Regions from separate parts of the Homo sapiens genome. Here region 2 is linked to region 1. The links are chromatin loops, found by intact Hi-C in ENCODE. Cell type or tissue: Caco-2. All regions are shown on one strand. Links, peaks and the distances in the headings refer to the core of each region. The heading gives the core; the rest is flanking DNA.

What was found. A loop is a pair of places that touch in the nucleus more often than their neighbours do. Peaks named below come from ENCODE experiments on the same cell type or tissue, not always from the same donor. Only the 100,000 strongest peaks of a DNase experiment are listed, where the experiment ranks them.
Region 2: it touches region 1 in a loop (8-fold over the local background); 6 of 110 quality-filtered maps call a loop at or near these places.

What each region holds. Positions count from the first base shown.
Region 1 is chr4:108,011,782-108,022,708 of GRCh38, reverse strand. It overlaps HADH (hydroxyacyl-CoA dehydrogenase), which reads right to left. Exons shown (of 8, transcript NM_005327.7): 3 at 8,121-8,278; 4 at 3,043-3,169. Among named protein-coding and RNA genes, the nearest start is that of HADH, 27 kb to the right of the region's middle. In Caco-2, for the core only: CTCF peaks have their summits at 3,761 and 3,966 (motif pointing left); a DNase peak (open chromatin) is centred at 3,938.
Region 2 is chr4:108,176,798-108,187,724 of GRCh38, reverse strand. No RefSeq gene overlaps it. Among named protein-coding and RNA genes, the nearest start is that of LEF1, 13 kb to the right of the region's middle. RefSeq lists enhancers at 425-924, 925-1,426. In Caco-2, for the core only: a CTCF peak has its summit at 5,829 (motif pointing right); no DNase peak of the experiment used is centred there.

The sequences.
Region 1 (10,927 bases), core at 116-8,115:
ATTAGAAGTCTGGAAGTATATGATGGTTGCCCTTAAAGTCTTCTACGTGGGACCTGATCTTCTATTATAGAGGAGGAGGAGCCCCAGGAAAGTGAGTAATTTGCCCAAGTGACAGTTCTCCTGGATTCCTGAGTATTTCTCCCATGACTCCACCCTCTGCCACACAGATGCTCTAGAGGCCAGCGGCCCCTTGGCTTCAGAACAGACTCATCCTTCTGGGGAAGGCTTTCATTTACAGCAAGCGGGGCCTGCCACCTGCTCCAGCAGCCCTCCTGACCTCTGTGAGGTACAGGCAAGGGCACAAGGGCTGCCCTACTGGCATCTGTAGGGGATGGCACCAAGCACGATGCCCGGCACAGTCAGCCCTCAGTAAGCAGTTAGAGAACTCATGTGTAATGGTAAATGGAAAGAACCAGATGAAGTATATATATATATATTTTTAAACAGGAGAGATGCGTGTTTATTCACTCATTCATTCAACTATACACACACACACACACACACACATACACACACACATACACACACACACACACACACATATATATATGTAAAATGTAAAGGCCAGTAAAGAACTTCAATCGGAGTCAAAGGGTTTACTTTAGACCCTTCATGGGATCTTAGGCAACTGCCTCACCTCTCTTCTCTGGAATGGGGATCATGGGCATGTCTTCCCTGTGCAAGAGGGCCGTCTGACTCGGTGAACTAATGAGCTAGTGTCTGTGCAGGGATGAAAGGTGCTATATAAACAAAGAAGAGTTCTCACTCCTGTTTTCGTGTGATCACAGCCTGGGCCATGGTGTCATGTCGTGACATCAAGAGAAGTGAATGGATGGAAACAGGAAAAGACACAGTGAAGATGGAGAAGAGGAGCAGGACGAGAAAGACCAGAAGCCACCCTGCGGGTACCACAAATCAAACAGAATCCCAGAGCTGTTTGAAAGGAGGTCTAAAAAGTCTCCATCAAAACCACAGACTGAGCTGGGGGACAAACACTGCTGACTATGGAGTTTTCAAATTAAGTTTTTGGTTTAAGGGAGTTAATAATAGTGAAGGTTTGTTTCTTTTTAAACAGGAGAGATGGATGTTTATTCACTCATTCATTCATTCAACGAACAGTAATTTGTACAGATACGCTGCTCCTAGTTCCAACAGAGTCTGAAAAAAAATACATATATATATACATTTAAATGAGCCCAGTCCTAAGTAAAGGAGCCACTTAGCTTATTATACAAGTTATTTTGGTGTACACCACCAGCAACACAAGGAAGAGCTAAAGTTAAACAATAAAAACTGAATAGAGAAGAACACTTTTACAAAATACTTTCTAAAAAATAGTAGCATTTGCTAAACATCAGCTGTTAACAACCAACACACTACATTTCCAAAGACAAAAGCATACATTACCAGATAAATGCAGTTGAAAACATTATTAAAGTAAATCTACAGAATGTGCCTATCTCCAAAACACTTATATATACAATATAATAACTAAAGAAATCAACTAGTCCCTAAGTACTGAAATGTTGGAAATGCATGCCACTTCTTTGCTCTTAATCTGCATGAGATAAGAGCTGTTAAATGCTGTTTCTTCTGTTCCCCAAATCCCTCCCCTTCATTCTTCAATTTCTTCAAAAAATCAGCCTTAGGGGATAGGAGAAAATAGGAGGAAGCTGAGAAGCAATGTTAGTAAGACAGAAAAAGTCCCATTGCAAGATGGTCAAAGTTGTCACTTGAGAGAAAATGCTAAAAAAAATGGTCATTATTATGACTTATTAAAAATGCTTATGCTGAGTAGTGGTGAGGGAATGAGGAGGATAAAGGAAGGAAAAGGTAGTTGGAAAAGGCAATAATGAAGAAAACAGACGATACACACTCCCAGAGAGGCCACAGCCAGTGTGTGTAGGTTTGCCTGGCCCCACATCACCCACATGGCAGCATCAGCGTCCCCCACACTTCGCAGGGCAATAACTCCTCAACCTCAGAACAAATGCTACTTTAATAGCGGCTGCTCCTCAGACCCTGTAATTAGGACCCTGTAAAAGGCAAGTTGTCCCATTTCAGGTGCAAATTGCCTACTGTGACTCCAACTCCAACATATTGGAGTCTCCAAGCATTCCAAACAGGATGCTGGGGAAGCCCTCCCTGCCTCCCCGCTCCACCTTCCAGGTTTATGGTCAGGAGGCTCAAGGCTATCAGAAGCTGGTTTTATTTTTTTACTTTTAGGGTTTTTTTATTCGATATAGGATCTTGCTCTGTCATCCAGGCTGGAGTGCAGTGGTGCAATCACAGCTCACTGCAGCCTCAACCTCCCAGGCTCAATCAATCCTCCCACTTCAGCCTTCCAAGTACTGGAGACTACATGCGTGCACCAAAACCCCTGGCTGATTTTTTATTTTTTGTAGAAATGGGGTCTTGCCATGTTGCCTAGGCTGTTCTTGAACCCCTGGGTCTCAAGCAATCCACTAACTTCCACCTCCAAAAGTTCTAGGATTACAGGCATGAGCCGCCGCACCCAATGGGAGCTGGTTTTAATAGCTCTGATCACAATGCACAGGAGATGTACCTCATCTGGGGACAACGCTAAGGCACCATTACATGGGGTCAGAATTAACCCCAGGAACTGTGGACAAGCTAGTATAGTGTATCTAATGAGAACTGCATTTACAGCATGGGCAAGCTGACCTCGACGAGATAATATGAACACATGTAGCTGCCCTCTGTGTGGTCCCATCCAGCCCACGGTTTCTAGTGCTGCCTTCCCATTCTGATGCCTCTCAGCACTGCCCATCAGCTCTGGCACAAATAAGTAAATGACATTCCACAAAGTTAACAGCCTTTCTGGATATCACTAAGCAAGACACAGGGCTGTGAAGAAACAAAGCATAGAAGCCCTCCTAGATATGAGGCTCAGGGACAACCTTCTACCCTCAGGTTAAAACCCATCCTAGGCAACTGGTGGCAGGGCTGGTGTAACACAGAAAAGCAGGACTGAGAGAGCTGGCAGAGCGGGCAGACACACACAAGCTGACACCCACTGACCTCCACAAGTTTCATGACAGGCACTGGGTTGAAGAAATGGAGGCCAGCGAATCGGTCTTGTCTGGTGGTGGCATTAGCTATGCTTGTAATCTGCAAGGAGGAAGTGTTGCTGGCAAAGATTGTATGTCTGTGAAGAGAAAATATAGTGGGAGTATCAGAGTGAATCTCTTCTTTCAAAACAGCATGACTCTTGGATGCAATGCACAAGGTGACTGCTTACTGCCACATCTGTTGTCCTGACCCATTGGGGGAATGAGGGAGAAGACACATCTTCATATAAGAGGCTGAAATCAAGTGACTTCAGCTTTTTAAAAATTTTTAAATTTGAAATAAAATTGGAATTTCCTGTTCCGAAGAGGTATTTAACCTTCACCAATCCTTCCTTGATTTTCCAGAACAAAATTTCCCCTACCTACTTGTATTAGTTAACTTCCAAGGTATGTGAGATAACAAGAGGTGGCTAATTGATCAAGCTACTTAACCAACCCCAGTCACAAACGAAACTCAGTGATCAAAAAATAATGAAAGAAAGACACCTAAAAGCAACAAAATTCTAAATGAACACATAAATCCTCAATCAGAAACATATGATAATAAACGTGAATTAAGATATTTTCCCTGAAGTGAAAAGCTTTATTTTTCAATTGAATGGGAATTAAAATGAAAACAAGAACACCAACATGGTTCAAAAAAATTTTAAGGTTACATGGGTAGATATGGGGAAAAGAGGATATAGGCATATGCATATATAAGACATTAACTTATTCATTAAAAAAAATCCATACTGACTTAAACCAAATTTAGTTCTTTAAGGCCACAGTAAAGTGGCGTGCCAAAAGCATGAGAGGAAAAGCTTTAAACAGGTTGACTTCCAGGCTTTCCTGCAGCGCCACCTTGCGGATAAAAACATACAAACAGGCCTGGTGCTGATTCCAACCAAGATGGACTGTAACAGGGCAGGAAAGGAAAGGATCCCTTACTGACCAGGCTTGGGGGTTTCTGCTTACCTAACAGGCAATACTATAATCTGCTCAAATCAGGGGCGGGTGGGAGGAGAGGAGGAAGAGAAGGGAGAAGAAACCAGTTATTTGGAAAGGAGGGAAAAGAGGTAAAAGGCGAGACCAGTGTGGGTAGGCAGCGGAGAGCCTTCTCTTTCCAGGTATGAGCACATCCACCTTCTCCAACAGCTTCCAAGGTAGGCCATTTAAATGCCAGGGTTTCCTTTTTAAAAAAAAAATGACATTGTTTTAAGGTCTTAAAATTTCAGTTTTCAAAGTTTCTTGCTTTTGGTCATTGGGGAAAATAATATAAACTATTCCCCATTACAGAAGGTAATGAAAAAAAGATCCTCTTCCAATAACAATGTGTGTGGCCAACACAAGCACTGTTCAACCACACAACCTGCACCACAAGCACCTGGAACCACAAAAACAGAGCAGGGACAGCCTGGGCCCAAGGCTGTGCCAGCTGTGGCTCCACACTCCCGTTAAGAAAAGAAAGTGTTATTTTAAAGATTAGTATTACAATCGTAATACCCCTTTTTGTAGAATGTTTGAAGGGCCATTCACCTGCAAAAAGGGGAAACTTGGGCACATTTGGTAAAATAAAGTGACATCAGAGCCCAGTTCCAGGTATCACCAGTCCAGGGCACTCTGGCACATTTTATCAGAAGGAGGAAATGATCTCTCCCCAGCAGACCTCTGCTTCTGCCTCTCCCAACAGGGTCAGGCTGACTTTGTTCCTAAAAGTCTCACACTGTCTTCAGAGAATACTAAACACATAGGACAGTCTTTTCATCCACAAACAAAATGTACTCTGGGCTGGGCACGGTGGCTCACACTTGTAATACCAGCACTTTAGGAGGCCGAGGCAGGTGGATCACTTGAAGTCAGGAGTTCGAGACGAGCCTGGCCAACATGCCCCGTCTCTACTAAAAATACAAAAATTAGCTGGGCATGGTAGCGCATGCCTGTAATCCCAGCCACTAGGGAGGCTGAGGCAGGAGAATTGCTTGAACCTGGGGGGCAGAGGTTTCAGTGAGCTTAAGATCATGCCACTGCACTCCAGCCTGGGCGACAGAGCGAGACTCCGTCTCAAAAAAAAAAAAAAAGTACTCTTACATGTTCCTGGAAACACTTGTCTTGAACCATCTTTTGTTTTTTTCATTCGGACACTCAGGTACCAAAAAAACTACTTTTCTCTTAAATGTTCTAAAAGAAAATCGACAACACAAGCACAGTGATTATTAGCAATGGCCCCAGACCCTAGTATAAAGAAGACAAGAGGGTTGGTGGGGATGGCAAAGGATTCAAGAGTCTGTACTTTGTCTAAAGGGGAAAGTCAGGACTTCGATCTGGCTGCCTGTGCGTCTGGTCATACTTTTCATTTGTGTGTCTTAGGCTGCTGCTAGAGAAGTCATGTTCTCTCCAGGATGCAACTGTTTCATCAGGGCTTCCAACCCGAAATGTATCACTTGACTATATTTTCTTCTCCCATTATAGGATCGAACTGTAAAATTTGTCAGTAAAGTACCTCTCAATACGGCTGCTTAAAAATTGTAGCAAGCATTCAATAATGGTGGTGATCTAAAACAAAAACAAACAGTGCCAAGAAAGGTGGAGAAGGTCAGCAGCAAAGTCACATCTTTGGTATGACTATGGGTCATGCCTTCTTTTCACACCTCATATCTGTTTTGCATCAATTCAGGTTAAAGAGCCTAGTGTAGTGCCTGATACACAGCAGGCACTCAGGAAATGTGAGCTAAATGAAATGAGTTTCCTAAACAACTCTGTACAATAGGTACCAGTGCTGCTGCTCCTATTTTACAAATGGGGGAAGCTAGTCTTAGAGAGTTAGAGCCAGAAAGGTCTAGGAAATTATTTACCCCAATCACCTCAACTTGCATTACAGATGACGAAACTGAGGACCTTTCCAAGGCTGGAGGTGGTGAGGGGGTCAGCACCAGGCCCAGGCCTCCTGACTTTCTCCAGTGATCCTTCTTCTGTACCAGACATGGACAATGGAGGGCAGTCAGGCCTTTCACTGTCACCAAGAGCGACCAATCTTTTCAATAAAGATCAAACTGCTTGACAAAACTCCCTTTTTTGGGGTGGCTGTTTATTATCCCAGAGGGCTCCCTGCTGGCCTGGGAGCCAGTCCCGGTACCACAAGTATATTCTGTTTTTGTCAGATGTCTCTGTAGCCTCTAGATGCCAGTGTGAAATGCACGAGGACACTGATTGGCAGTGATGGACAGATGACAGAAAGGCAAGTCTCTTCTCTTTGTCAGGGGCAGGGCCTCTCTGGCCACAAGGCCACCCATCTCTGAAGGTTAACATTCCGACAAGCTGGTATGCAAGTGACTCTCTTTAGCCACTGCCCACCGGAAGTGCCCTGAGAATTGCTTTTGTCATATAATCTTATTCTGCCATTCAATTCCAACCAAGAAGCATGAAAATATAGTCAAACAAGTCACTAGAAGAGCACTGATCAGTGGGTCAGGTGTCACACACTCGAAGGCTCTGGATCCCAAGGTACATTCTGCCAGGAAGAATTCCACCAGGAAGCCAGCCAGCTAAGAAGTCAATGCTCCTTTAACACTCCCAAGAGTACTTCGATTGAACCCAGATGAAGCTCAAAACAGGAAAGTCCTCTCTGTCTATAGGCATTCCCTTCAATTACACCATTCTGTTTGCTCCATCCAAAAAAGGAGGAAACACAGAACTGCTCTGAGGGTCCTTGGCAGACAGTTAAGGACACGTAGGGTACTCCTATGCCCGAGAGTGGAGCACAGAAGTACCCTACATGTCCTTAACTGTCTGCTGTCAGATGTCTCTGCAGCCTCTAGATGCCAGTGTGAAATGAACCAAGGAACGTCAGAGCAGCTTCTGGCATAGGAGTATCCATGACCTACACACTTCAAGAAACATAGGCCTGTCCCTGGATGGACCCCTCCATGTTACCATGGGTAATTCTACACGCATCTGGGACAAGGATCAGATCACAGCAGCCCAAGCTTCAGAAGCAAACTGGGAGTGGGAGGATGGAGAACAACGGAAACCATATTGGCTTTTCTTGAAATAGCTGTGGGGTAGGAGAGAGGGAGGTGGATAAACTTGGTCAAAGGATCCCTTCCTGGGAGAAGGCAATAAACAAGGAGGAAAGTTCAAGGCCCAGGGAGGGACCCCTCAGAATCTGTCAAGAATGTCCAGGGGTCATGAACAGATATTTTTCAAAAAAAGACACACTAGTGGTCAATAAACATATGAGAAAATGCTCAGCATCACTAATCAACAGAGAAATGGAAATTAAAACCACAATGAGTTTAGCACCTGATACCAGTCAGAATGGCTTTTATTAAAAAGTCAAAACCAACAGATGTTGGTGAGAATCTGGAGAAAGGGAACCCCTGCATGCTGGTGGTGGCAATGTAAATTAGTACAACCTTTAAGGAAAACAGTATGGAGATTTCTCAAAAAACTAAAAACAGAACTACCATGCGATCCAGCAGCCCCACTATTGGGTATATATTCAAAGGAAAAAAACTCATTCTATCAAAAAGATACCTGCACTCATATGTTTATTGCAGCACTATTCACAATAGCAAAGACACGAAATCAACCTAAGTGTCCATCAATGGCTGATTAAAGAAAATGTGGCATATATACACCATGGAATACTACTCAGCTATAAAAAAGAATAAAATCATGTCTTTTGAAGCAACATGAACAGGAGTGAAGGCCATTATCTTAAGTGAAACAACTCAGTCAAATACCATATGTTCTCACATATAAGTGATAGCTAAATAACAGGTACCCATGGATGTACAGAGGGAAATAACAGACACTGGAGAGTTCAAAAGGTGGGAGGGTGGCGAGGGTTGAAAAATTACCTATTGGGTACAGTGTTCACTATGTGGGTGATGGGTATACTAAAAGCCCAGACTTCACCACTACACAATATAGGCATGGAACAAAACTGCACTTGTACTCACAAATCTATAAAAACAAAAAATAAAAATGAAAAACAAAAATAAGGTTAAAAAAAAAAAAAAAGAAGATTGTCCAGAGGTTACATACTCAGCAGCAAACTTGTCCAGCCTTTTGAAGAGCTCGTTTTTCACCTTCAGATTCTCCACGATGGCTTCCACCACCAAGTCTGTGCTGTGGACAACGGAGGCTGCATCCGTGCTGGTCGCTATGGTGCTCAGGGTCTTCTCCACAAATTCATCGCCGGCCTAATGCAGTGGGAGGAAGAAGAGAACATTCACCGGGCTCACTGGAAATTATCTTTCAAGTTCTTAGCTCTGCTCCAGTTAGCAAACTGGGTGTTCAGAGCACCTGTATTGGCCTACCCTATCTGTTCTCAAAGTGTCCACGAAGCCTGTAATTTATCCTTCCATAGCTCCCTGCCATCCATTAGTCTTGAGGTGGTGCTGACTATTCCTCTCTAATAAAAGCAGAGACTAGCTCCTATTAGAGCAAGGGCAAGAGCCAGGGTAAGAAAGCCGACTTAGCATTTATCAAATAATTATTGTCTGTCATATGCCTGAAACTGTTGTTTCCGAAACAAGCTAGACACAGCCTCTGCTGCCAAAGAGCCTGTAGTTTTCATCGTTTCCTCATTTTTCTCCTGTGACTCCAGGTTTCCACAGACCTCAATAAGGACAGAATTGGAGATGGTGCCTCTATAAGCCGCCATTTTATTTCATAGTGTAATTTGTCCACAGGGCATCAAAATAGTCATAATCAGCAAAGGCATCCAAAATCATCATGGAATAAGCAGCTAGATCTCAGCTGTTATACAGAAATATTCTACTAGCCACATTAAAAAAAGGGAAAAGACATTCGCAGGTGAAATTAATGTTATTTAACCCAATATATCTAAGATGCCATCACTTTAACAGGTACTCAATATTTAAAAATATTGAGATGTTTTATATATTTTTCCCCTATTATAGCTTTAAAATCTAGTGTCTATTTTACACTCAGAGCACATTTCTATCTAGACTAGCCACATTTCAAGCACTCAGTAGCCACTTGTGAGTAGCTATTATATTGGTGGTCAGTATAGAGCTAGATAAGCATAGTATGTCAACTAGGCAGAGAAACTGACACCTCCCTCCTCAGTGGTGTCCCTGGCAGAGGAGAGAAACCTCAGGAGTATAGACTTCTGAGGAGTAGCTAGCCAGAGCTGAGCAACTTGAGCATAGGGGCCATCCTTTTATCTTTAGGGTGTGGCTCAGAAACTCAGCCCAAGGAGACAATTAGCTGAAAGTCTGTAAACAAGCAGAAAATGCAGGCTATCTGGGTCAAACTCACTCTGTCCTAGACTCCAACCCTCAGCCCAGGGCTCTTATAATCTCATCTGTCTGGACCCTCCTCATAACATCCCCTGCATGGGGTCCCACTACAATTAAGAATATAAGGGACAGATGGTCCGGGCGCAGTGGCTCACACCTGTAATCCCAGCACTTCGGGAGGCCGAGGCAGGCGGATCACGAGGTTAGGAGATCGAGACCATCCGGGATAACATGGTGAAACCCCGTCTCCACTAAAAATACAAAAATTTGCTGGGCGTGGTAGCGGGCGCCTGCAGTCCCAGCTACTCAAAAGGCTGAGGCAGGAGAATGGCGTGAACCCGGGAGGTGGAGCTTGCAGTGAGCCGACATCGCGCAACTGCACTCCAGCCTTGGCTACAGAGCAAGACTCCTCCGTCTCAACAAAAAAGAATATAAGGGACAGGTGAAGAATATCTTAATGTAAAAAGTAAAGTAGAAGTTCCTCTTCAAAGAGACTCTCCTCCCCATCTAATTAAGAATAAATAGTAACTTTTCTTAGAAGCAAAATTTATTCTAAGACCTGTTAACATTCTTCAATATCTGCTAGCTGTAATAAAGAAATCAATGTACTTTATGTTCTTAGCTCCCACAATTTAGCCTAAATATTTGCCCTGGCATGCTTATACTGGTCCAAGTGGGCATTAGGTCATAGCCTGTTCCTCTTCCTTATTTAGAGGTGTTTTTACCTTTCTCAGCATTCCACAAGTTACTTCCTCCTTCCTTTGTTCTCATCTGCCTTTGCCTCTTTCAAAAAGTTCTAAGTTGCTAGCCAATCAAGACAAATACATTTGAATGTGAAGTCCCGTCCCAGCCAATAGAAACCGGACACAGCAGTAAGATGGACGTGTCAGGTTATAAATGACCCTGTCTCCTTTGTTCGGTGTACTCTTGTGGCAAAAATGCTGGCGAGTGTACCCTTTCTGCAGAAAGTAAAAATGGTCTTGCTGAGGAAATTAAATTTATTTCAAGTGCTATTTCTTTACAGCACCAAAGAACAAGCATTTCTAACATTAATCTGCCTGTGACATTTATTATTTGAATTTCATCCTAGAGAAGGTAAAATTATCTCCACCATCATCTAAAGGCCACCTAGACATTGGGGAAAAAATGCATATCAAAACCACAATGATAGCAGGACTCGGTGGCTTATGCTTGTAATCCCAGCACTTTGAGTGGCCAAGGTGGGAGGATCACTTGAGGCCAGGAGTTTGAGAGCAGCCTGGGCAACACAGTACAACTCTGTCTCTAAAAAAAAATTTTTTTTTTAATTAGCTGGGTGTGGTGGCTCACATCTATAGTCCTAGCTACTCGGGAGGCTGAGGTGAGAGAATGGCTTGAGCCTAGGAGTTCAAGGCTATAGTGAACTATGATCATGCCACTGCTCTCCAGCCTGGGTAGCAGAGCAAGACCTCATTTCCAAAACAAAAAAACAAAAAACAAAAACACCACAATGAGATACTACTTCACACCTAAGATGGCTACAATAAGAAACAAAACAAAACAAACATGGAAAATAGCAAGTGTTGGCCAGGATGTGGGGAAATT
Region 2 (10,927 bases), core at 1,748-9,747, 160 kb before region 1:
TAAGTTTGTAAACCAAAAAAATGCCAAGCCCCCCAACTGACTGTATGGACCCCCTCTGTGCCAAGGGGATCCCAGAGAAACACGAAAAACTGAATTCCCAGCCATAAGAGGAAGGGACGTCAGGCATGCCTGGTTATACCCCTCCCTTCTAGAGTTTAGGACAACTGACCAGCATTAACACTGAAATAGAGATCATAAGACTGACAGAAACAGACTCTTTGTGGCAATAAGTTACCAAATTCCAACCTGATTCTGATATAGCATCACATGAGATAGAAGACTCTGAAGGAAATAAAGTGATTTTACCCTAAAATATATTTCTTTGACATATTTTGAAATGGCCCTAGAAAGCCCTCTCTCGGGGAAATTTGCATCTCTAGAAAATCTCCTTCCCTTTCTAGTTTTTCCTGGATCTAAAAGGGACTAAAGGAGAGTTTTGTTTCGAAAAGTTTTGAAAAGAGACATTTACCATCTATTCTAAGGCTGTTACCTGGAGGTTTAATCTAAATAACAAGAACCTTGGATTTCACAATCCTCCCCGCATCTTGACTCTAGCGTGTCTTTGTACTGACTTCAAGTCTAGACAAAGCTTAACTTTTTCAACCAATTGTCAATCCGAAAATCTTTGAATCCGCCTGTGACCTATAAGTAACCCCCTCATACTATGACGTGTCCTGCCTTTTGGGGCCAAACCAATGTATACCTTGCATGTATTGATCTATGTCTTTGTTGATATCTTCTGTCTCCCTAAAATGTATAAAACCTAACTGCAGCCAGACATGCAGCTCACACCTGTAATTCCAAAACTTTGGGAGGCCAAGGCAAACGGATCACTTGAGCCCAGGAGTTTGAGGCCAGGCTGGGCAACATGGCGAGACCTCGTCTCTACAAAAAATACAAACATTGGCCGGGCGCGGTGGCTCACGCCTGTAATCCCAGCACTTTGGGAGGCCGAGGCGGGCGGATCACGAGGTCAGGAGATCGAGACCACGGTGAAACCCCGTCTCTACTAAAAATACAAAAAATTAGCCGGGCGCAGTGGCGGGCGCCTGTGGTCCCAGCTACTCGGGAGGCTGAGGCAGGAGAATGGCGTGAACCCGGAAGGCGGAGCTTGCAGTGAGCGGAGATCGCGCCACAGCACTCCCGCCTGGGCGACAGAACGAGACTCCGTCTCAAAAAAAAAAAAAAAAAAAAAATACAAACATTAGCCAGGCATGGTGGTGTGTGCCTGTAGTCCCAGCTACTCAGGAAATTGAGGTGGGCAGATCACTTGAGCCCACAAGGTGGAGGATTTAGTAAGCCATGATCGTGCCACTGCACTCCAAAAAATTGTAACCCAACCACGTGGACATACTTTCTCAGGACCTCTTAATACTGTTCCCCAGGCCTGGGTCACTCATATTGGCTAAGAATAAACCTCTTTAAATATTTTACAGAATTTGGCTTGTCATCAATAGTTTTAAGATCACTCTGTGAGCTTTGCAGACAATAGCAGGTACAGCATGGTAGAAACAGGGAGACCTGTTAGGAGGCTATGATAAATATCTAGATGAAAAATGATTGCAGCTTGAACTAGGCTGGTGAGAAGTAGCTGGTTCTGGTTATATTTCACAGGGAAATAATTTGTAGATAAGGCTGGGGGCAGTGGCTCAGGCCTATAATCCCAGCACTTTCGGAGGCCAAGGCGGGTGGATCACCTGCGGTCAGGAGTTCAAGACCAGCCTGGTCAACATGGTAAAACCCTATCTCTACTAAAAATACAAAATAAAAAATTAGCTGGGTGTGGTGGTGCACGCCTGTAATCCCAGCTACTCAGGAGGCTGAGGCAGGAGAATCGCTTGAACCCGGGAGGCAGAGGTTGCAGTGAGCAGAGATTGTACCACTGCACTCCAGCCTGGACGACAGAGCAAGACTCTGTCTCAAAAACAATAACAACAACAAAAGAATTTGTAGATAGATTGGATGTGGGGAGTGAGAGAAAGAGAAGGGTGAGGATGGCTCTAAAGCTTTTGGCATGAGCAACTGAAATAATAGATCTGCCATTTCCTGAGACAGAGAAGACTATGAAGGAACAGATTTGGGGAAAGATCATAAGTTGGGTTTTGGACATGCTGAATTTCACATACCTATTAGACATCAAATAGAGGTTTGTAGGCAGCTGTATATGTAAGTCTGTAAATCTGGGGCTAGGTCTAGGCCAAAGATGTAACTCAATGTTGTTAGCATTTATAATATATTCAGAGGCATGAGACTGGATGAGGTCATCAGGAAATGAATTAGATAGAAAAGAGAAGGGGGTGAGAGACTGAGCTGTAGGGGCACTCCACCAAATACATAGAGGTCAGGAAGACAAAACAAGCAAAGGAGACTAACGAAGAGCCAAGGAGATCCGGAAAGAACCAGAAGCTGATGGCATCCTGGAAGTAAGGGAAGAAAGCGTTTGAAGAAAGTGTAATCAACTGTGTCAAATGCTGATGATGGGTCAAATAAGGGGGACGAGAATTGACCATCAGATTTAGCAGTTTTGGTGGAGAGCTGGGGCAAAAAGCATGCCTGGAATGTGGTCCAAAGAGAAGGCAGAGGAGGAATGTATGTTCATTTGCTACCCACTTTGTGCCTATGATTTCAGTACTGCTTGGAACCTAAAGAAATGTCTAATTATTTCCTTGACAAAATAAAGCACGATTGAATATTAGCTCTTTTTGAATTAATTAATTTGGGTTTAAATAAAGTTTTTCTTCAACAGTGTTTTACCTAAGTTATTTAAATGATTGGTGTAATTCTCTACTTTTCACATGAACAAAATATTGGCTACATACTACAGTATGTGGGGTAGATGTGATGGATATTCTGCATATGTAGTCTCTATGGTAAGTTAATGAATGTTTTATGTAAGTCAGTAAGTCTCTCCTCTGTTCTCTTCTGGTGAGGCACCAATAATCTGGAACATGAGAAAAAGGAGACAGTAGAAAGAAAAGAGGAGTAAGCAATACTTCTGAATTTTCTCCAACCTGAATGATGGAGTTAGTTCTATTTTAATCCAGTGTCAACATAATAGATGGACACAAAGTCAATTCATCAGTGTTCACAGTGAGGCTTGCAGCATAATTACTGAGTCATGGCACAATGTAAATTGAGTTACCAAAATAAAAAAAAGAAATTGTCCCCTTTTTCCTTTTAAATTAAATCTTGTGTCATGTTCCTGGTCAGATCTGGATACAATTCTGAGTTTTTAACTATATAAATTAGTTGTAATGTCTGCAATACCACTCTTATTTGATTGCAAATTCCTCTTTCATCTCACCAAGACTAGAGGAAACTATAAAGAAATAGGATATCACTCATCTTCTGATTAACTGAAAGTGAGGGCAGAGTTTTATTCAAAGGATCATATTTCTGGGCTAGAAATATAATTATTATTGCTTTATTTCTTTTTCTTTTCTTTTTCTTCTTTTTTTTTCTTCAATAAAAAAGGAGCAGAAAGAGACATTACAGCTGAAATAGAGTTACTTCCATGAAATGTTTCTTCCACAGTGCTGGGAGCCCTAAGATAACAGCCTTGTATTCAAATGTGAGAGGCAGAAAATGTAATTCACTTGAAGCATTAAGTGAAACAGAATAGTTTTTTTTTAAATCATCCACAGTAAGTGAAATATTCTTAGTAAATAATGTACAATGTCCATTTGATTTTCAATATTTTTTCAATTTGCAACCAAGAAATAAATAGACATAATGACAATGATTTTCATTTAAAGCTCATTGTTGCTATTATTGGAATAATGAATATAATTAATCATAGAGCATTAACTCTTATATAGAAAACAAACAGGCTTATCTTGGTTTACAAGTGAGTGAAAGAGATAAAAGTAAATATTTAGTTATTAAGTAAACTCTCTCTCCTGCTTTACTTCTTAGATTGTACCTTATCTAATTGCTGTCTGTCCAACTGATATTCTCATAGAAATTAACCTTTTTTACTTTAATTTTCAGCTCACTTATTTCTAACTTACGTAGCCACCAGGCAAAGGCATTTCTTACTCAGGTGACCTTCTGGCACCAATTCACCACTTTGGGCACCAAATCATCCCTCCTATCAATTCTAATTCCCTTCATTTTCAGGGGTCAAACTATGAAATTCTCATAGCAAACCAGTGGAAACAGTTTCTCAAGTGATTTCACACCCCACATGCTGTAGGGTTGACGAAGAGAGCAGGAGGGATGAAACGCACAGGGGCGCAACAGCAAGCAGCTCAAGAGTGTTTTGTGGGCCATACTTGGAGTAGATCCTTAACGTTGTTTTCGCATTATTGTTTTTATTTCCCTCACAGCATGCAATGTCTTTTTGGACTACCAGGCTAGTAATCCCAGAAGTCATCTGACCTGAACCATGTTGCAATCCATTCCATAGTCCTCTTTAGGACAATTTTAACCTATGTATTGATCACATTGTTTTGGCATGGACCTTTGAGCCCATATTTAAGTTAATTAAATTTTTCCCTTCCTGGAAGTTGAGGTTTATCTTCACCTTAGAAACAGAGAGGAAAGAGAAAGAGAAAAAGAGAGAGAGAGAAAGAGAGATGAACTTCAGCTATTTCACAGTAAGGGGGAAAAAAATACATCCTATCTGTATTTTTTAACACTTCCCACAAAAGAAATTCAGGAAATGCTATCTTTTTTACAGTAAGTACAATATTGTGCCACAGCCAAAAGATGTTCCTGTTTGCTGTGTTCAACCACATGTTGAACCGACAGAGGCCAGAGGAATGCTAAGCCTAGAAGGTATGTGCAGGGGGCATGCACAAATCCACGTTGCTCTCCTGCGCTTCTGCACCCACCAAAGAGCCTCATGTTCCCAAGTCTCTGGCACACAGCTGCCTCTGGAAATCACCCCATCAGGTCCTTAGTCACTTGCTCCCCTAATACCCTTCCCCAAACATCCATGTCTGGAGCAAACCAAGACCTCTTCCGACTGTCAGTCGTTAAGACAACAGACATTTCACTTACTACAATGAAAAACAGTTTATAATACAAATTATTTCATGCAATTTACTTGGTCAGTGTTTCAATTCAGCACTTTGATAGCCAATCCAATAACCTGAGTTCCATTTCTCTCCTTCCTATTAAGTACATTACAGTATTAGCATGTTTTCTAGAAAGGGATACTCTAAGGTGACAAGTTGTTCAGATAGAGAAAATAAATTACAGAGTTAAGGAATATATCCGAAGCAACCAGCAAGAAAACCACAAACTACCAACAAATGTCATTTCACCAAAAATGTAGCTTAAGAAGTTGCTTTGAAATAAGTTCATCCCATAGGGGAAATTTCTGGGATGACTGAAATGTTCTATATCATGATGGAGTGATAGTTTCACAGGTGTATATATTAATCAAAACACTCTGGGGAGTCTTTCAGAATCACCTGTGACTCTCAGAGCTGCCCGATTTAAAACACACACACACGTGTGTATTTGTATACTTTGTACACTTAAGACCTACACATTTCATTGTGTTTAAATTATTACCTTAAAAAAAAACAGCCCATCTTTCTGATCATTATAAACCAGGGGTGTCCAATCTTTTGGCTTCCCTGGGCCACAGTGGAAGAAGAATTGTCTTGGGCCACACATACAATATACTAACAATAGCCGATGAGCTAAAAAATAAAATAAATCATAATGTTTTAAGAAAGTTTACGAATTCATATTCAGCTGCATTCAAAGTTGTCCTGGGCCATATGTGGGCTGTGGGCCATGGGTTGGACAAGCTTGCTATAAACTGTCAGAGCCCTTTTATATTGACCTCTGCATGACCAGCAGGTGGCCCTGAAATTGTGTCTGCTATAATGCAGTGGCTCCAATACTGCCCCCAGTTCCTGATACTCTTCTTCTGTGATTTACTAATTTTTGTTGTCAAAATTACCCAAGATCAGCTCTTTCACTTTTTAAGATATTTTTATCACATAACATTTAAAATTATATTTTATTACTTTAAAAATGTTGGTTCATTGCATATAAAATTTTCCAAATGCAGCCAGGTGCGGTGTCTCATGCCTGTAATCCCAGCATTTTGGGAGGCTGAGGCGGGTGGATCACCTGAGGTCAGGAGTTTGATACTAGCCTGGCCAACATGGTGAAACACCGTCTCTACTAAAAATACAAAAATTGGCCGGGCATGGTGGCGCACGTCTGTAATCCCAGCTACTCAGGAGGCTGAGGCAGGAGAATCGCTTGAACCTGGGAGGCAGAAGTTGCAGTGAGCCGAGATTGTGCCACTGCACTCCAGCCTGGGTGACAGAGTAAGACTCTGTCTCAAAGAAAAAAAAAAGAAATTTCTAAAAGCACAAACAATAAAAAACTCAATAAAAAATCTCCACTATTCAGAGAAAACTACTATTAGTATCTTACTGTCTGTCCTTCCAGATATAGTCAACAGATATTGACTAAGTGCCTACTTTGTGCCAGGAATTGTTCTAGACATCAGATATACTGAGGTAAACAAAACAGTGCCCCTGCTCATAGAGTTTACATTCTAATAAATGATCTGTAAACATAAACTTTTTAAAATGAGGTATGATTGCATTTATTCTCTTATAACTTTATTTTTTAACTTAGCAATGTATCACTAATATCTTCATGTGAATAAAAATAATTGAGCATCATTATCAAAGCTGTGTGGTATTTCACCATCAAGCTATATTAGAATTTCACAAATCCACAGCTAGACCTTTCCAAGTTTTTCAAAGTTATAAACGCTTCTTTTTCTTCCTCCTCGTCTTCTTCTTCCTCTTCTCCTCTTCCTTTCTTCTTTTTCTCCTTCTTCCTTCTCTTCCCTGCTCCTCGTTTTCTTCTCCTTCTTCCTCTTCTCCTCTTACTCCTTCTCTTCCTCTTCTCTTCCTCTTTCTTCTTTCTCTTTTTCTCCTTCTTCCTTCTCTTCCCTCTTCTTTTCCTCTTCCTCTTCATCTCCTCTTCCTCTTTCTCTACTTTTCTCCTTCTTCTTCCTTCTCTTCCCTCCTCCTCCTTTCTTTTTCTCTTTTCCTCTTCCTTTTTCTTCTTCCTCTTCTCCTCTTCCTTTTCTCCTTATTCTTTCTCTTCCTCCTTGTTTTCTTCTCCTTCTTCTTCCTCTTCTCCTCTTACTCCTCCTCTTCCTCTTCTCTTCCATTTTTTTCTCCTTCTTCCTTCTCTTCCTTCCTCCTCTTCATCTCCTTTTCTTCCCCTTCTCTTCCTTTCTTCTCTTTTTCTCCTTCTTTCTCTTCCCTCTTCTTTTTGCTTCCTCTTCTCCTCTTCCTCTTTCTTTTTCTCCTTCTTCTTCCTTCTCTTCCTTCCTCCTCCTCCAATTCTTTCTTCTTGTTCCTCTTCTCCTCCTCTTCTTCTTCCTCTTCTCTTCCTCCTTCTTTTCTTCTCCTTCTTTCTTCTTTTTTTTTTTTTTTTGAGGTGGGATCTCACTCTGATGCCCAGGCAAGAGTGCAGTGGCATGATCATAGCTCACTGAAGCCTCAAACTCCTGGGCTCAAGTGCTCTTCTTGCCTTAGCCTCCTGACTAGCTGGAACTACTGGCGCACACAACCACATCCAGCTAATTTATTTTATTTTTAGAGATGGGGTCTTGCTATGTTGACCAGGCTGGTCTTGAATTCCTGGCTTCAAGCAATCCTCTTGCCTTGATTCCAAACTGCTGGAATTACAGGTGTGAGCCACTGTGCCCAGCCTACTCTCTGTACTTCACTGAAAATCTATGGTTCACTTTTATTTTTATTTTTTTTCTTGAGATGGAGTTTCGCTCTTGTCACCCAGGCTGCAGTGCAAGGGCATGATCTCAGCTCACTGCAACCTCCTCCTCCTGGGTTCAAGCAATTCTCCTGCCTCAGCCTCCTGAGTAGCTGAGATTACAGGCGCTTGACACCACGACCAGCTAATTTTTGTACTTTCAGTAGAGACAGGGTTTCATCATATGGGCCAGGCTGGTCTCGAACTCCTGACCTCAGGTGATCCTCCTGCCTTGGCCTCCCAAAAGTGCTGGGATTACAGGTGTGAGCCACCGTGCCTGGCCTATGGGTCATTTTTAGTCACAGTAAGGATAGTATGTTTATGTAATACTTCTCTACCATAAAAGCATATCAAGGCTTTAGAGGTACATCTCTCAACAAACAGTCTTTACCCATTTCTTCCAGAAAATGACCCTGCTCTTTTGTTCATCTTCCTCCTCTTATTGCATCAGGTTTAAATCTCTGAAATGGAGGGGAATGACTTTTGCAACTAAAAGAATTTGCTAGGCCTAAGGCTAATGCCTTATTAAAGCATTTTAGTGAAAACTCAAGGCATAGGACAGAATAGACTTACTATTATATCTGGCCCATGTGTACCAAGAAGCAGTTCAGGAATTGTACCTGAAAATGAAATCTGTAGTGGGAGTAGGCACTCTCCATGGTATATATTTCTGGAGAAACTTTTGATCCTGGATGACTCTTATAGAAGTGCAGGTTTGGCAGTTTTACAGGGAGGAGAAAGTTATTCTAGAGAATATGATACAGAAAACCTTCAACTTATGTATTTCCTAAAGTTCAATGGTAAATCTATTATTTACAATGTAGAAAAGTACTCAACTCAGCAACACACGAGAACCACAACTATTCATTGCACACCTCTCTTATGGGCAAAGCACTGTTATAATACACTTAAAATGATTATAATCTCAAGTTACTTCACCAAGACTTATTTCACCCTCCAATAAGTTGAAAGTCTGAATTTGCCATGAAAAATAGTATATAACAATATATTGTTATGATATTCTTTGATACATTTTTGATCAACTACTGTTTTGAGGGAAATGTGTAAGGCAATATGGGGGTTACAAAGATGAATCTGACAAAAACTTGTCATTAAACAGTTGACTGACTGCATACAGTAGCCTCTAGCCACACTCAAGCACTCAAAAGGTGGCCAGTTAGAACTGAATCGTGCTGTAAGTTGCTGGGCGCGGTGGCTCACGCCTGTAATCCCAGCACTTTGGGAGGCCGAGGCAGGCAGATCACGAGGTCAGGAGATCGAGACCATCCTGGCTAACATGGTGAAACCCCATCTCTATTAAAAATACAACAACAACAACAACAAAAAAGCCGGGCGTGGTGGCGGGCGCCTGTAGTCCCAGCTACTCGGGAGGCTGAGGCAGGAAAATGGCGTGAACCCAGGAGGTGGAGCTTGCAGTGAGCCGAGATCGTGCCACTGCACTCCAGCCTGGGCACAGAGCAAGACTCCGTCTCAAAAGACAAAAAAGAAAAAAAAAAGAACTGAATCTTGCTGTAAGTAAACTGCACTGAATTTCAAAGACTTAATATGAAAAAAGAATGTAAAATCTTTCATTAGTAAGTTTTCATAATGATTATATATTAAAATGGTAATAATTTCAACATTTGGGTTAAATAAAATGTATTATTAAAATTAATTTAATCTGTTTCTAGCTTTTTAAAATTACATATGTGACTTGCATTATATTTCATTTGGCAGTGCTGATCTGCATAATTACAGTTATCACCTACTGAGTGTATCTACTGTATGCCAGGTAATTTTATAACAATTATTTGTAATCTTCCATAAGGGAAGTATTCCAGATAAGAAACCTGAGGTTGTCAAAGGCATGTTAATTTATTCTTCTACACACCTTGCTAGTATATTTTCTATGCACCAAGAGCTGCCACAGGAAGTAAGGATAAAACAAAGCAAAGTCCCTACCCTCATGGAACTTATGAACCAGTGGGAAAGAAAGCTAATTAGTAAGTAAGTATAAAAAATAGGCCAAGCAGTGACAGTAAAAGAAGATGAAGTCCATAAAAAAAATGGAGAGTGACCGGAATTGGAGTGAAGGCAGAAGGTTTGGGGGGATGGCTATTTTTTAAGATAACAAGCTCTAAGGAGGGACTATCTGAGCAGAACCTGAATGAAGTCAGGGAGTGAGCCCTGTGAACATCTACCTGGCCAGGAGCTTCTGGGCAGAGGCAACAAGGACTGAGGTGTATAGTGTGTGTGTGTGTGTGTGCATGTGTGTGTGTGTGTGTGTGTGTGTACACGTGCGTGCATGTGCTTTGCACTCTGAAGGAACAGCTGGAGAGCCAGTGGTGCTAGAGAGCAGTGAGCAAGAGGAAGCCAGGTAACAGCTCACATAGGGACTTGGAAGCCACAAGTAGGAAATGTTAAAGGATGACTTTGGCTGCTCTATGAGGCATGGACTATTGTGGGGCATGCATGGAACCCAGCAAGAACGGATGCCAGAGCACTTTGAGAGGTCAAGGTGGGTGGATTGCTTGAGGTCAGGAGTTCAAGACCAGCCTGGCCAACACAGCAAAACCCTGTCTCTACTAAAAATACAAAAAGCCAACTGTGGTGGTGCACACCTGTAGTTCCAACTACTTGGGAGGCTGAGGCACGAGAATCACTTGAACCTGGGAGCCGAGTTCACACCACTGCACTCCAGCCTGGGCGATAGTGGGAGACTGTCTCGGAAAAAAAAAAGAATGAAAGCCAGAGACTCATTAGGAGGCAACTGCAAAGGTGCAGGACAGGGAGGGCTAACAGTGAGAGAGTTAGAGCTTCAACAAGGTCTGTCTTACTCAGCCACTGTGAGATACAAAGCAAAACAATGTAAAAAATTATCCTAGTAATTTGAACTGCAAAAATCAAATATCTCGGTAATTCAAATGAATCTCAAAATATATTTGGGAGTCTGGGGTTATCAGAACTGGCAGTCAAAAATTACCGTCTAACCTCATAGGATAGTAGTTTATCTCTGTCCTTTGCTTTCTGCCAATTTAACCTAAGGGAAGTGGACTTGAGATCTGTTAATTGGCAGAGCGGGACTGCAGGACCTTTAAGTCAAATTCAGATGAGGCAAATTAGCTTTATTTTGGCCAAAGAAAAGTGTTTGGTGGAGCCAGAT